Regions from separate parts of the Homo sapiens genome. Here region 1 is linked to region 2. Evidence: chromatin contacts called from ENCODE Hi-C data. All regions are on one chromosome and are shown on one strand. The core of a region is the stretch at or near the end of the contact, and the rest is flanking DNA. Distances in the headings are between cores, read along the strand shown.

Region 1 (6,776 bases), core at 2,397-4,896, 2.0 Mb after region 2:
AGAAGGTCACATTTGGATACAAAACTAAAGGTGCTAACGAGTGAAGCCTGTGGATACCTGAGGAAATCATGTTCCAGGCAGACAAAATGCAAGTGCACAAGTCTTGAGTCAGGAGAGGGTCTGGCCTTTCTGAGGGATAATAAGATGGCCAGCATGGCTGGAGGGAAGTGAGGAAGGAGAAAAGAGGAAATGATGGGTTCAGAGAGTTTAAGGGCCTGTGGGTTACTTTGACTTTTACTTGCATAATGTGGCAGCCACTGAGGGTTCTAAACAGAGGAATGACATGATCAGTCTTAGGTTTTCAGTAATTTGATTGGGCACCTGTGATGAGAGCAGACCATCGGAAGGGAAGGGCGGAAACAGGGAGATGGGTTAGGAAGCCATTGTAGTGGTCCGGGTGAGAGATGAGGTTTGCTTGGACCAAGGTGATGGAAGTGGAGAGAAGTGCTCCAATTCTGAATGACTTATGGAGATACAGCCAATAGCATTTGCTCTGATTGGATTTAAGGTGTGAGAGAAAAAGCAGCCAAGGATAATGCCAAGGTTTTTAGCCTGGGCAACTAGAATTTACAGTTGCTATATTTTGCTATGAGGAAGCCTGGAGGAGCTGGTTTGGAGAGGAATCTTGGAGTGCAGTTGGGGTGTATTAAGTCTGAGAAGCCTATTAGACATCCAGTGGTGCAGAGTAAACAGTTGGATGTTCTACTGTGGTGTTTAGGGAAGGATTAGGGCTGAAGACATAAATGTAATATCCAAAACATGAAACTGAATGAGATAAAAAAGAGAGTGCATGTAGATAGAGAAGTCCAAGTGTAAATCCTGGGGCACTCCAAGATTAAAGTGTCAGGGAGAGGAGGAAGAACAAGCAAAAGAACAGCCAATGAGAAAGGAGAAAAACCAAGAGTGTGATGTCCTGGAATCCAAGGAAAGAAAGTGTTTCAATCATGCGAAAGTGATCAACAGGATCAAATGCTGCTGATAGGTTGAGCCGAGGCTGAGAGATGATGTTGGATTTAACAGCATGTCACTGGGGACCTTGACACAAGTCATTTCAGTGGAGTGATGGGGATGAAAGCCTGGTTCAAGTAGATTAAAAAGAGATTTGGAAGAGAGAAATTAGCGGTGGCAGGTATGGGCAACTCTTTAAAGAACTTGGCAATAAAGGGAAGCAGAGAAATGGGTGAAAGCTGAAGAGGAAAATGATGGGAGAAATTAGAGCATGTTTGTATATTGATGGGAATTATCTAGTAGAACAAGGGAAATGATAAGAAAGGATATTCATTTGTACAAGAAAATAGCAGAAAACAATGTAACCTACTTGATAAAAGATTTTATGTAATAAAAGTTTTTATTGTAATATATAAGACAGATTTTTTTACTGAAACATAATAAACACCCATGAACCCACCATCCACCCCAAGAGCTGGACCACTACCGGTAACATCTATGTGCTCCTCCCTCTCTACTCTTACCTCTGTTTTAGAAGAAAGCAACTTTCCTGAATTGTGTTATTATCGTTTCCCTGTAAAATTATATTCTCTTGACTGTATCCTGTTATTTATTGTATCCTGTTATTTATTGACTGATAGATCAAGGATAATCTAACCTACGCCTCTCAACCTGGCCTCCTACAGACAGACATCAAATCACCTCAGTCAGACAGTGCTATGAAATTCCTCCCTTGTGTTTAACCTGCTACTCTAAAATTCTATTTTATTTCATCTTCCATCTCCAGCTGTTAGTGCTTTGTCTGAAAAACCTGTTCTTCTGCACAAAGATCATTATTATTCATTCCTGTCAGTATTATTTACTCAGCATGAAAGCAGGAAGAGATTGGCACACCTTCATCTCATGTGCATACAACAGAACAGACTCCAGTGGCCAGAGCATTCTTGTTATCCTGGAAGATGCACCTGCAGCCCTCAAGCCTCCAGCCTCCCCCTCCCAACCTAAGGCACACTCTGTTGGTCAGGTGCCTGTACCAACACCTGGTAGCCCCTCCACAGAGGCCTCAGAAAGATAGGTGATAGCTAGTGACTAGGTTTCTTTCATCCCCAGATCTTGCCCTGTGGGCAGTGGCCGTCCCCAGACCATCCAGGATTCTCCAGGTGTGCAAGGACCTGCAGGATTTTGACAAATGCCAGCAGAGTGGCCTCTTTACAAATGGATGACAACAGGCTGTGAAAAGCTTTCTGCATGCATAAGCCAAAAATCTAGTTCCCCCACTTGTTCACTGATGCTTAAAATTGCTTTAGGGAGAGACAAAGGCTTTCATCTCACAACCAGAGAAAGCTCTGAAGACCCTGGGTGAATTAATTGATTTAGACTAATACACACTGTAGTATAAATGGACTGAAGGATTACATGATGCAATGAGCAGCTTTCATATGGGTGTGAAGTGACACGGGGTGTAGCAGAGAAAGATGGGGCTTTTCTTGCCTCTTTGGGTGCTTAAAAAGAACAGTCTTGAGGCCAGGTGCGGTGGCTCACACCTGTAATCCCAGTGCTTTGGGTGACCAAGGGGGGGTGGATCACTTGAGCCCAGGGGTTCAAGACCAGCCTGGGCAACACGGCAAAACCCTGTTTATAAAAATATAAAAATTAGCCTGGTGTGGTGGCACACACCTGTAGTCTCAGCTACTTGGGAGGCTGAGGTGGGAGGATTGCTTAGACCTAGGAGATTGAGGCTGCAGTGAGTCATGATTACCCCATTGCATTCCAACCTGGGCAACAGAGTGAGACTCTGTCTCAAAACAAAGCAAAGCAAAACAAAACAAAACAAAAACAACAGTCTTGAAATCAGAAGACCTGGAGACAAGTTGGGCCCTGGGCCCTACTGCCAGCTGTTTGATCACAGGCAAAATTACTCGAAGCCTTGAGCCTGTTTTCTAAAACGAAGGTAATATCTACCTTCAGAGTTTACTGTGAAACTTTGATGTCATCATGTTTGTAAAAGTGCCCTGGCACAGTGACCACATTCTACCCTATAAATATTTTCTATCTTTCCCTGTTGTCCCCAGGCATCTCAGGCTCTGTTCCTATCCACTCCATGCCCCTTTCTTAGCATTATAAGGTCAAGAGTGAGGAATCTGGGACCACGCAACCCAGATTCAGATCCTGACTCTGTCACTTGCTGACTGTCATCTTGGACAAGTTTAACCTCTCTGTGCTCAGTTCCCTCATCTGTAAAAATGGGGATAACAATAGTACTTGCCTCATGGGGTGACAGTAAGGATGAAATGAGTTCATGTGTGTAATGCACTTAGAACAATTCCTGGCACCAAAAACGCATTGTAAGAGGTGTTGTTGCTATGATTCCTGAGGAATTCTCACCTGTCCACTTTCCACAAGCCGAAAGATCAAGCTCCACTTCTGCCCTCTCACCTACAAAAGCGCACCGTCAATGGCTACACATTCCGCCCCACCCCCAACGCCCCCAGCCCGGGTTTCCTAACGTCCCCAGCCCAGTCCTTAACCCTCCAGGCCGTCTGGTCCTTCCACCACCAGCAAAGCCCAAAACAGCTTTCAGCGTCCCCTAGCAGCGCCCTAGCGGGACCCTGGGAACCCGCCGCTGCAGGAGAGGCGGGGCGGCTCTGTGACGTCGCGCCCGGCGCTACCCCTGGTGACCTGGCAGCGGAGCCCGCGCAGGGTTTGCCAGGCGAAGGCGGAGCGCTAACGTCTAACGCTAACGGCGGTCGTGCCCCGCCGCTGCTGTCACCCCCGGCCGCTGCTGCCCTCCCCGCCGAGGTTCTACTGCTCTCCTTCTTAAGAAGGGTGGGAGGCACTCGGTCTCTCCCCACACCTCTCGCCTGAGGCCAGGCGCCAGGTGTCGCCTGAAGCCAGACAGCCGGTTTGGGAGCGAGCCTGAGGTAGCCACCCCGAGGGGAAGTGGAGGGAGGGCAGGGCTCTGAGCGCCCCGAGGGCTGCGCTGGTCTGAGGGAGGAGCCCTGCCGGACGCCCCCTGGATTCTGAGCCTCTCCTTGTTCACAGGGCAAGGGGAGGGCAAGGGGAAGGCAAGGGGATCTTCAAGAGAATGTGACTGTGGGGGATTATGGCTTTCTGGCCAATTTGTGTGCGTATTTTGTACCCAGAATACTATTATACGGTTTCTTACCCGGAGGACAGTGGTTGGGAGGCTCAAGAGTTTGGAATCAGAGCCCTCCACCGAGGAGCCACACCTCTGCTTTTTCATCAGCGACAGGGATATAAAAATACCTCTGGGTGAATTGTCATGTGGACCAATGGGCATACCTAGCACTTCATAGACTCCTATCACACATTATTTTATACCTAGCACTTCATAGACTCCTGTCAGGCATTATTTTATACCTGGCACTTCATAGACTCCTATCACATATTATTTTATACCTAGCACTTCATAGACTCCTATCACGCATTATTTTATACCTAGCACTTCATAGACTCCTATCACGTGTTCATTTTATAGCTAGCACTTCATAGACTGCTATCACGCATTCATTTTTACTAGTACCTATTGAACACTAAGTTCCAGGCACTGGGCTAGGCACTGGGATGGTGTGGTGAGCAAAAACTGACCAGTCCTGCCGTGGAGTTTGCTGGGGGAGACACATGTTACTCAAAGAATCACACTAAGGATAGGTAAGTGATGCTCTGGAAGGGTATGTACAATGGAACTGACAGGGTAATCAGGGAAGGTTAAGCAGACCTCCAAAGGAAGAATCAACCTGTTAAGAGGAGGAGAATGCATTCCAAACAAGAGTAACCACATCCCAAACCCACCACCTCCAATTCCGAACCCAAACAGGGATGTGCAGTTGTCTGTGCTTGGTTCCAAGCCGCTCATAGAAACCCTCTGAGATTCTGCCCTGGAGCCTTTCATTCATGTAATGGAGACTTTCATTTATGAAATGGAAGCCCTGTTTAGCCCATACCAATAAAAACAAGTGAGAAATCCCTGAAACAAGACTATACAGTCTATTTTAAGACCTACATTCTTCAGCACTTGGCAGGTATACGTTGGGCTGCCATTTCACATTGGGAGGCATGTTTTGTTTGCTTTTTTGTGTTTTTTAAAAATTCCTTTCTTCCCCCCTCTCCGAGAAACACCCAAGAATGATCAATAAATACTAAAAAAATTTTAAAAAATCCTTTTTTCCTCTGTACAGATTTAGTGGTTATTACTGTTAAAACTTTTCTAATACTTTGCAAAGTCTAAAATTAATCATTATTTTATCATCCTTTTCCTCCAAATAAAAGAACATAAATAAAGTAAAAGGTCATGAAGTCCCACCAATCTAAGACCACTTTAGTTTCTTGTCTTGGGATTTCCGAGCCATGCTGGTGTTGGTATAAATGGAAAACTTAGAACTAGTCTGTGGCTACCAACTCCTGGGGGACTGTTTCTCTCCTGACTAGAAGCAGCAATGGAGACAGGTTTCTTTGTTGCTTACCCCAGCCTGTAGGCAGATATTTTCAGCCACACCTTTTCACGCTGAGGGTGTAGTCCCTGGGCGGGTCTCAAGTTTAGGTCAGAAGGGGAGTCCTTTAGTCCAGACATTTGCCTTTTGTGAGCCTAATCCTTGGTCTCTATCCACCCTGCCTAGCAATTTATCTCAAAGCTTCAAGTTCCTGCCATCTACATGTGCCCAGGTGAGCCCTAGTTTCTTCATTTGCCCAGCACTGCGGGTTCCCCTTTCCTCACCTCATTGGCCACTGGAAGATTTCTCTCACTTCACTGCAAGCCCAGCAAGGCAATGTGAAAGGCTTGTACTGAGATTTGTCTGGCCTCTAGGTGTTTTGAAGAGGGACAGCTTTTTAGCATATCTAGTCTGTCCCTTTCTCTACTAAAAGCAGAAAAAAATCTTTTGATCTGTTGTTTATTTGTGGATGGAATTGTATATATTTTATGGATGTTCATGTTTTGTTTCAATTTGTCCTGGAACTTTTTGAGAGAAAATGTACGAGTTTTCCGCCTGACAATTAGAGTTGAAAAAACATGCAGCTATAAACAGAGACGCTCATCAAATGGCTGTTTAATGACTATTTTTATATGGAAATAACCTAATGTTAATTCATAGAGGGTTCAGAGTAAATTTTGCTACAATTCTTACCTAGCTAATAAGAGCTGGATGACATGCAAAGATGTTCATGATATACTTTTGAGTAAATAAGCTGTTTTGCATAATCTTATTTTTTTGTTTTACAAACATATATATTTATACTGAAAAATTCTGGAAGGAGACATCCAATATTTTAGGGTGATACCATTAGGGATTTTTTTGTTGACTTCCACTTTTTAAATAAAAAAGGACTGTGTAATTTTTACGTAAAGGATATAACTATTTACAACAAAAAGTAGGGGTTAGCAGACGGCTTTCTAACCTTGCCGTTGTGTAACAATAGAATGCATTTGTCTTGCGGAGTCCCCAAAATTGAGTGTCAAACAGAGGCTGGGTGACCTCCTGTCCAGGATTGCTCTCATCTTATGAGTCCAAGTTTTCATCTTATGTATTTTTTCTCCTGAGAATAGGTCAACCAATCAATGGCTCAGACAGATAAGCCAACATGCATCCCGCCGGAGCTGCCGAAAATGCTGAAGGAGTTTGCCAAAGCCGCCATTCGGGCGCAGCCGCAGGACCTCATCCAGTGGGGGGCCGAGTACGTGCTCCTTTCTCGCCTTCATCTCTTGGAGGACGGGCGGGGAGAGAGGGTCCTGTAAAACCGCGGAGGTTGTCATGGCTGCAGCCAGGGGGTCGGGACTAACTGGCATCGTCTTTGTTTTAGCTCTTGCATTG
Region 2 (7,034 bases), core at 325-2,824:
GGAAGGAGCGGAGTGAAAATAAATCTGAGGGCAATATTCATAAATAATCCAAGAGCTACACTGTAGTCAACTCTCCCCAGAGCCTGACCACAGTGTTTCCCTCTCTCCTCCTCCCAACCCCTGCCACTGCCTGACGAGCACAGAAATGACCTTGCTTTAGAGAGGAGAAGGACAAGAGGAGAAGAGGCATGTTTATCATCAGCCCTGCAGAGTTGACCGCGTGTATAGATGCACTGCCCTTCCAGGCCCAGAGGGAGATTTCCCCTTCAGGAACAAAAAACAGTCAAGCTAACTTACAACTCCCAGAGCGCTGCAAGCAAGGGCTAAAAACTTCAGCCACTCGATCTCCTCCGTGAAGCGACCCACATTCATCACACTATTAAACAGATCTGTTGGGAGATTCACCACTTTCCACATCTGGGCCAGCTCCTCTGCACGGATGATCAGTCTGCCAGCAACCTGCAGGGCAGGGGACAGACACAACACAGAGGTTGTGGGAGAAGTTGAGACAAGGCCCTGAGAAACACCCTGTCCCCAGGCCAGGTCCACATCTCCCAGCACATGGCAAGGGGCGGGAGGGGGTGTTAGGAAGGTAAAGATGGCTCTGTGTGGCAGTTATCTTTGCAAATCCTAGTGAAGAGCATGCTGAAATATAATTTATTAATTCTCAAACTTTAGGTGTCAGAATTATGCAAAAGATATACATTTATATTACATTTTAATTTCTGGTGATGCTTTTATCTGCTATTGTATTCCTAAATTGTTTTATTCCTTATATGACAGATAGAAGAGCCTGAAAACAAAACCAAGGGGTAGAGGGCTTACCTGAGACCACTAATGAATGGTAAAATTAGAACAAGACATAGGTCTGTTTCTTCCCGATTGCACTGAGTTCTTAGCTCTAGACCTCAAGTGCATCCCTCATGCTTTCCCAGGAATGATATGGGGTATGTGGCTGACCTGTGGGGATTTGGTCTGGATGCCTAATGTTGCTTGATCCCAGGTATTTTAGAGCTCTGTCATGTTCACTGCACAAGGTACTTGGTGGATAAAAGGAGGGAAGGTGACTGGTTGTTGGCCACCAATGCAACAAGAGCACAGATGCCCGATGAAGTGCTCCAACACCTTTCCTGACTGTCTGATTCTAGTGAAATGCTAAGCCTCTGGGACCAAGGTGGTTAGCCAAGCCAGTCCTAAATCACCCCAAACCGCTCTGTCCTGGACCATAAAGCAGGGTTTGGTGGTGCTCAACCATATGTCCTGGGAATTTGCCAAACCACAAACTTTCTCAAGCTGCACCTTCCTCATGCATTCATTCACCAGGCAGCTCCCAGGATGATGTGGCTATGAAGAGGCTCACAGCCTCTCCCTAAAAGCTAAAAGCAATGTCTGGACCTTGGATAGCTGGGGAGCTAAAATATGCCCTTCCCCAAACTGTGATTTTCATCATATTACAGTCTTGATCAGTAAGGAGACACTGTCCAGTGACTGAGGACTTGCACTTTTCTGGAGAGACGAGATTAGCATTGCATTGAGCCCCTGTACATTCTGCCAGCTTCAAGGAAATCTGGGATGACCCCACCAATGACTCAGCCTACAGCCTATTTCAAAATTATTCCCATTTGCCAAGGAAAGATTTACTTTCAGTCCACGGTTTAGTGTATTTTAGGGTGGTGCTAAGTGGTCAGCTGACTGTCAGGAGAACAGAGGGCTTTTTGTCTGTACCCACCCAGCCTCAACACTGTCCCTACATTCTCCTCAATGCTGCAGCAGGGCCCTTACCTGAGAATGCAGGATCTTTAACAGCTCAGGTGTTAGCTCTGCCCGGTTACACAAAGCGACTCGCTCAGACCGCTCTCTCACCGGAGGCGTCTCTCCACGGGACAGGGCCTCAAAATAACTACAAGAAAAAAAGTCAGAGAGTAGGAGGATCCTATACACCAGTGGCCTCTGGCTGTTCTAGCAATCCTTCCACCTTCTTCTGAGGGAAGGAGGTAGAGAAAGGAACCTTTGTTAAGTGGCTTCTATGTGTCATTGTGTTTAGTTCACTTACATATGGGAAAAGTCTGAATGTGTTACTCTCCACTTAGGGCATAGAGAATGCTTAGAGAATACAAAGCTTTGTTCTTCTCTAAGGATGAGGAAGAACCAAGAAAAGTTTGGGTATGCAATTCCCTGGAGCATATTGGGTTCAGGTTTCTTTTTCAGTCATCTCTGAGTGTTTTATACACGCAGATGTATATTACATATGTATATATAATATTGGGAAGAGAAGTTGGAAGAGAACTAAAAAGTAATGTACGTAAGAAAGGGGAAGGCAGCACAGGAATGGTGGCTAGGGCCTGTAATCTGGTGACTCCAGGCTGGAGGACCACTTAAGCCCAGGAGTTTGAGGCTGCAGTGAACTATAATTGTGCCACTACACTCCAGACTGGGTGACAGAGTGAGACCCCCATCTCTGAAGAAACAAAAAAGGAGGGAAGGGGAAGAGATGGAAGTGTCCTGGGGTGAATCAGGAAGGGTTTCTGGCTGGAGGTAGTGAGGCTTGGGGCTTCAAGAGGGAAGGGAGAGAGCATTGGCAGGGCAGCCTGCAAGGCTCAGGAGAGAAGAGAAGCCGAAGAAGGTTTGAGACAATCTTAAGCTATATGGTGCCTCTGAAATGAAACTGTTTCTCCATCTTCCCTCAAAATTTTCAGTGAAATCTGCCTGCTCCTCAATGTTTTGTGGAGTGGACTTCGTTTGGGGGCATTGTGGAACAAGTACTGAGTTCTGTTTCAGGACTGGCATAAGATGAAAAGAGGCTGCCTGCAGCAGGGAATGGACATGAGCCGCTGACATGTGGGTCACCAATGCAGCATGGCAGGGTCTGTCTCCATCAAAAGCCTGGTTATTGACGATCCATGAACCACAAATTTCTGTCCCGCCCTGCTTTTTTCCCTCCATTACTTCCTCCAGATCCAGGTAGTATGAAAATAATATAGAGGGAATTTTGTAAAAGTCCATTTCAGGGTCAAGCCATACAATGATGGGCTAACCATTGCCTGTCTCTGAGCCACGTAGCAAGGCAGAGCGAAAGCTACATGGACTAAAGCAGTAATTGCCAGTCACCCCTTGGAGGTCATCAGCAGGAAGGGCACCTTTAACAATGTGCATGAGAAATCTCTGCACACAGATCAGTGTTGGGGTGGGCGGGGTGTGGGTGCAATATGACAATAGGAGCAGGGTGTGGCCTCAGGCTTTATAAACCAGACTTGGGTGGTATAAATGGGAGGGACAGAGACACACAGCACCTCATTCCACAGAAGTGCTGCCCAGGTAGAGTAACACTCATCACCAACATCTCTGGACTTCTTGTGGAATTGGTTAGACAACATGGAAGCAAAGCTGTAATCATGGATTTCGTTCTTTGGGTTATTGAGCTTCATTTGCAAGTGATCAGGTCCATGGTTATACACATATATTGCAAATTTGTGTTGTAACACATGCCTACCAGAGGACAAATAAGTATATGTCCTGCCGATGCCTGGTAAGAGGTTTCTTCATTGACAACACATATGTAGGGAAATTCTTACTTGCAATGGATTAAAAACGTATTTTGTCTTGGAAACACTTTGCAGAGTTTTATTCTCTAAAATGCTACAGGTTTTAAGTAAGTCACATACAACCATCTGAGCAGTGCTTTTCATGTCTGGATAGAATGGAGGGGGCTCTTAGGTCATGCCCTCCTTTTTCATTGTGGTTAAACTACAAACTAAGTTTTCATGGATGTCTAAAAAAATTATAGCACGTGATACAATACGAGAGCAAGCAGTCTACAATAGTGGAATGCCTCTTCCATAAATGTCAGGGACAATACTAAGCAATGTCAGTTTGCTTACTATAAAACGGCAGCACAAGAACAATCAAATGGGTTTGAAACTAACGTATAAGATAAAGTCTGTCTATCTGACTATGCCAAAATAAATTAGTCTTCTGAAGCTAAAGTTCAATCTTAGAGGCAATATATAAAATTTAAAATGGAGAACTAAACAGGGCTCATTACTAGGCAAAGCAACCCCCATTTATGTTTCTTTTTATGAGCACCACTGGCTTATTTTCCTTCCAATTGTAAAAGCTACATCCTAATCCAGTCCAGGAGCACAGCACTGGCCCAGAGACTCCGAAAGGCCCCTCTTAGATGCCATTTTGTGTCTTCTCAAAGGTGTCCACACTCTCCCCACCATCTGCCCAGGACACCCACTCACAACCTCAGCCTGAGGACATCTTCCCTTCCCCAACTCACTGGCTTTCTCTCAACGGCCTCTCTCACTCTCACTTTCCCACTGAAACCCTCCTAAGCAGGGAATCATCAAACAGTAAAAATAGCCTGAAAATGGTCCGTGAGGTCTAGTTATCTTCCAACTCCTGTCTCAAGTCCTGGTTCCCCAGTTTCAAGCAGGCAAGTTTGTCCAAGGAGCAATTTCATAGCTGAGAGGCTTTCTGTGCAAAGCTACTTCAATCCAGGCCCGCAGCGATTGTTGTGTAAGCTCCATCTACTGAGCAGCCTCTGGAGGTCTCTCCTGAAAGAAGGCACCCGTGTTTGAGGCACACTGTTTTCAGCCATGCCTGAGGACCCCATCACTCTGCTTGGCCTTTCCCCAGAATGCAGTGTGTACTGTGCGGACATCTTTATGTTGGCAGAACAAAATCAGTTCAGAGAAACACTAAAGAAAATAACAATAATTTCCTCCAAGACAAGATATAAAGGGTCTTTGGTTGGGTCCAAGTATGAGTTTTAACAGCAGGGGAGGAAGTGTCTCCTTAAAGGAGTGAACTAGCAGGACTGGTCCCACCCCATCCACCCAGGGCTGTCGCTTCCCTCCCCCGGCTGCACTGCTGCCATCTAGTGGTGAGACAGGAGAACGAAGAAAGGCAGATTAAGCTTCGGAGATTCCCAGCCCTTCTTTCCACCGGGAGTGGGAAAAGGCGTGCAGGGAGGAGGTGGGTGTGCATACGCTGGTGTGACGCGGTCATCTAACTTGCTGCTTGCCCCAGGACACGGCCTATTGACCTGGCGTCCTACTGCTCAATCTGGCTCCCTTAGGGGAGGCATCCCATCCTTGCCCAGCTAGATGTAGCATTTATGTGTGGATTTTAAAGCATCAAAGCAATGCAAGAGCTAAAACAAAGACGATGCCAGTTAGTCCGGACTTCCTAGCTGCAGCCATGACAACCTCCGCGGTTTTACAGGACCCTCTGTCTCCGGCCGTCCTCCAAGGGGTGAAGGCGAGAAAGGAGCACGTACTCGGCTGCCCACTGGATGAGGTCCTGCGGCTGCACCCTAATGGCGGCTTTGGCAAACTCCTTCAGCATCTTCGGCAGCTCCGGCGGGATGCATGTTGGCTTATCTGTCTGAGCCATTGATTGGTTGGCCTATTCTCAGGAGAAAAAAATACGTTAAGATGAAAACTTCGATTCATACGATGAGAGCAATCCTGGACAGGAGGTCACCCAGCCTCTGTTTGACACTCAATTTTGGGGACTCTGCAAGACAAATGCATTCTATTATTACACAACGCCAAGGTTAGAAAACCATCTGCTAACCCCTACTTTTTGTTGGAAATAGTTATGTCCTTTACATAAAAATTACACAGCCCTTGTTCATTTAAAAAGTGGAGGTCAGCAAAAAATTCCCTAATGATATCGCCCCAAAATAATGATATCACCCCCCAAAATCCAGAATTTTTCAGTATATATATGTTTGTAAAATAAAAAAATAAGATTATACAAAACAGCTTATTTACTCAAAAGTATATCATGAACATCTTTCCATGTCGTCCAGCACTTATTAGTTGGGTAAGAATTGTAGCAAAATTTACTCTGAACCCTCTGTGAATTGACATTAGGCCATTTCCACATAAAAATAGTCATTAAACAGCCATTTGGTGAGCGTCTCTCTTTACAGCTGCATGTTCTTTTCCACTCTAATTGTCAGGTGGAAAATTCGTACATTTTCTCTCAAAAAGTTCCAGGACAAATTGAAACAAAATATGAAAATCCATAAAGTGTATACAATTCCCTCCACAAATAAACAACAGATCAAAAGATTTTTTTCTGCTTTTAGTAGAGAAAGGGACAGACTAGATATGCTAAAAAGCTGTCCCTCTTCAAAACACCTAGAGGCCAGACAAATCTCAGTACAAGCCTTTCACATTGCCTTGCTGGGCTTGCAGTGAAGTGAGAGAAATCTTCCAGTGGCCAATGAGGTGAGTAAAGGGGAACCCGCAGTGCTGGGCAAATGAAGAAACTAGGGCTCACCTGGGCACATGTAGATGGCAGGAACTTGCAGCTTTGAGATAAATTGCTAGGCAGGGTGGATAGAGACCAAGGATTAGGCTCACAAAAGGCAAATGTCTGGACTAAAGGACTCCCCTTCTGACCTAAACTTGAGACCCGCCCAGGGACTACACCCTCAGCGTGAAAAGGTGTGGCTGAAAATATCCGCCTACAGGCAGGGGTAAGCAACAAAGAAACCTGTCTCCATTGCTGCTTCTAGTCAGGAGAGAAACAGTCCCCCAGGAGTTGGTAGCCACAGACTAGTTCTAAGTTTTCAATTTATGCCAACACCAGCATGGCTGGGAAATCCCAAGACAAGAAACTAAAGTGGTCTTAGGTTGGTGGGACTTCATGACCTTTTACTTTATTTATGTTCTTTTATTTGGAGGAAAAAGAGGATAAAATAATGATTAATTTTAGACTTTGCAAAGTGTTAGAAAAGTTATAACAGTAATGTAACCACTAAATCTGTAGAGAGGAAAAAAGGAATTTTTTAAAAACACAAACAAGCAAACAAACAAAACCCTTCATCAGTCAAAAAGAAGGCAAGAAAGGAGGGGTAAAAACAGGAAAAGTAGACAAATAACATGGTAGAAAATAATGCATACATATCAGTAATCACAATAAAAATAAATGGGCTTAAATGTGCCAGTTAAAATACAGGTATAGGTACACCTGAAAAAATGAAGACACAGAAAGACTCAAGGTGAAAAGAGTAT

The links. Hi-C counts contacts between places; a loop is a spot of excess contacts on that map.
Region 1: a map of GM18951 shows a loop between it and region 2 (22-fold over the local background). The contact joins the promoter of ROPN1B here to the enhancer-like site in region 2. A Hi-C loop is called at or near these places in 1 of 168 maps with a recorded cell type or tissue (GM18951) and 2 of 37 single-sample maps with no recorded cell type.

What each region holds. Positions count from the first base shown.
Region 1 is chr3:125,965,532-125,972,307 of GRCh38, forward strand. It overlaps ROPN1B (rhophilin associated tail protein 1B), which reads left to right and starts at 3,647. Exons shown (of 7, transcript NM_001308313.2): 1 at 3,647-3,869; 2 at 5,586-5,631; 3 at 6,512-6,639. The coding sequence starts at 6,524. It also overlaps the pseudogene ALG1L1P.
Region 2 is chr3:123,975,082-123,982,115 of GRCh38, forward strand. ROPN1 (rhophilin associated tail protein 1) reads right to left here. Exons shown (of 6, transcript NM_001317774.2): 2 at 5,285-5,412; 3 at 1,783-1,900; 4 at 298-459. The coding sequence starts at 5,400. Among named protein-coding and RNA genes, the nearest start is that of ROPN1, 14 kb to the right of the region's middle. RefSeq lists an enhancer at 5,159-5,658. Within about 2 kb of position 1,575, at least 3 of the 41 ENCODE cell types and tissues checked have a DNase peak (open chromatin) inside an H3K27ac peak, as active enhancers do.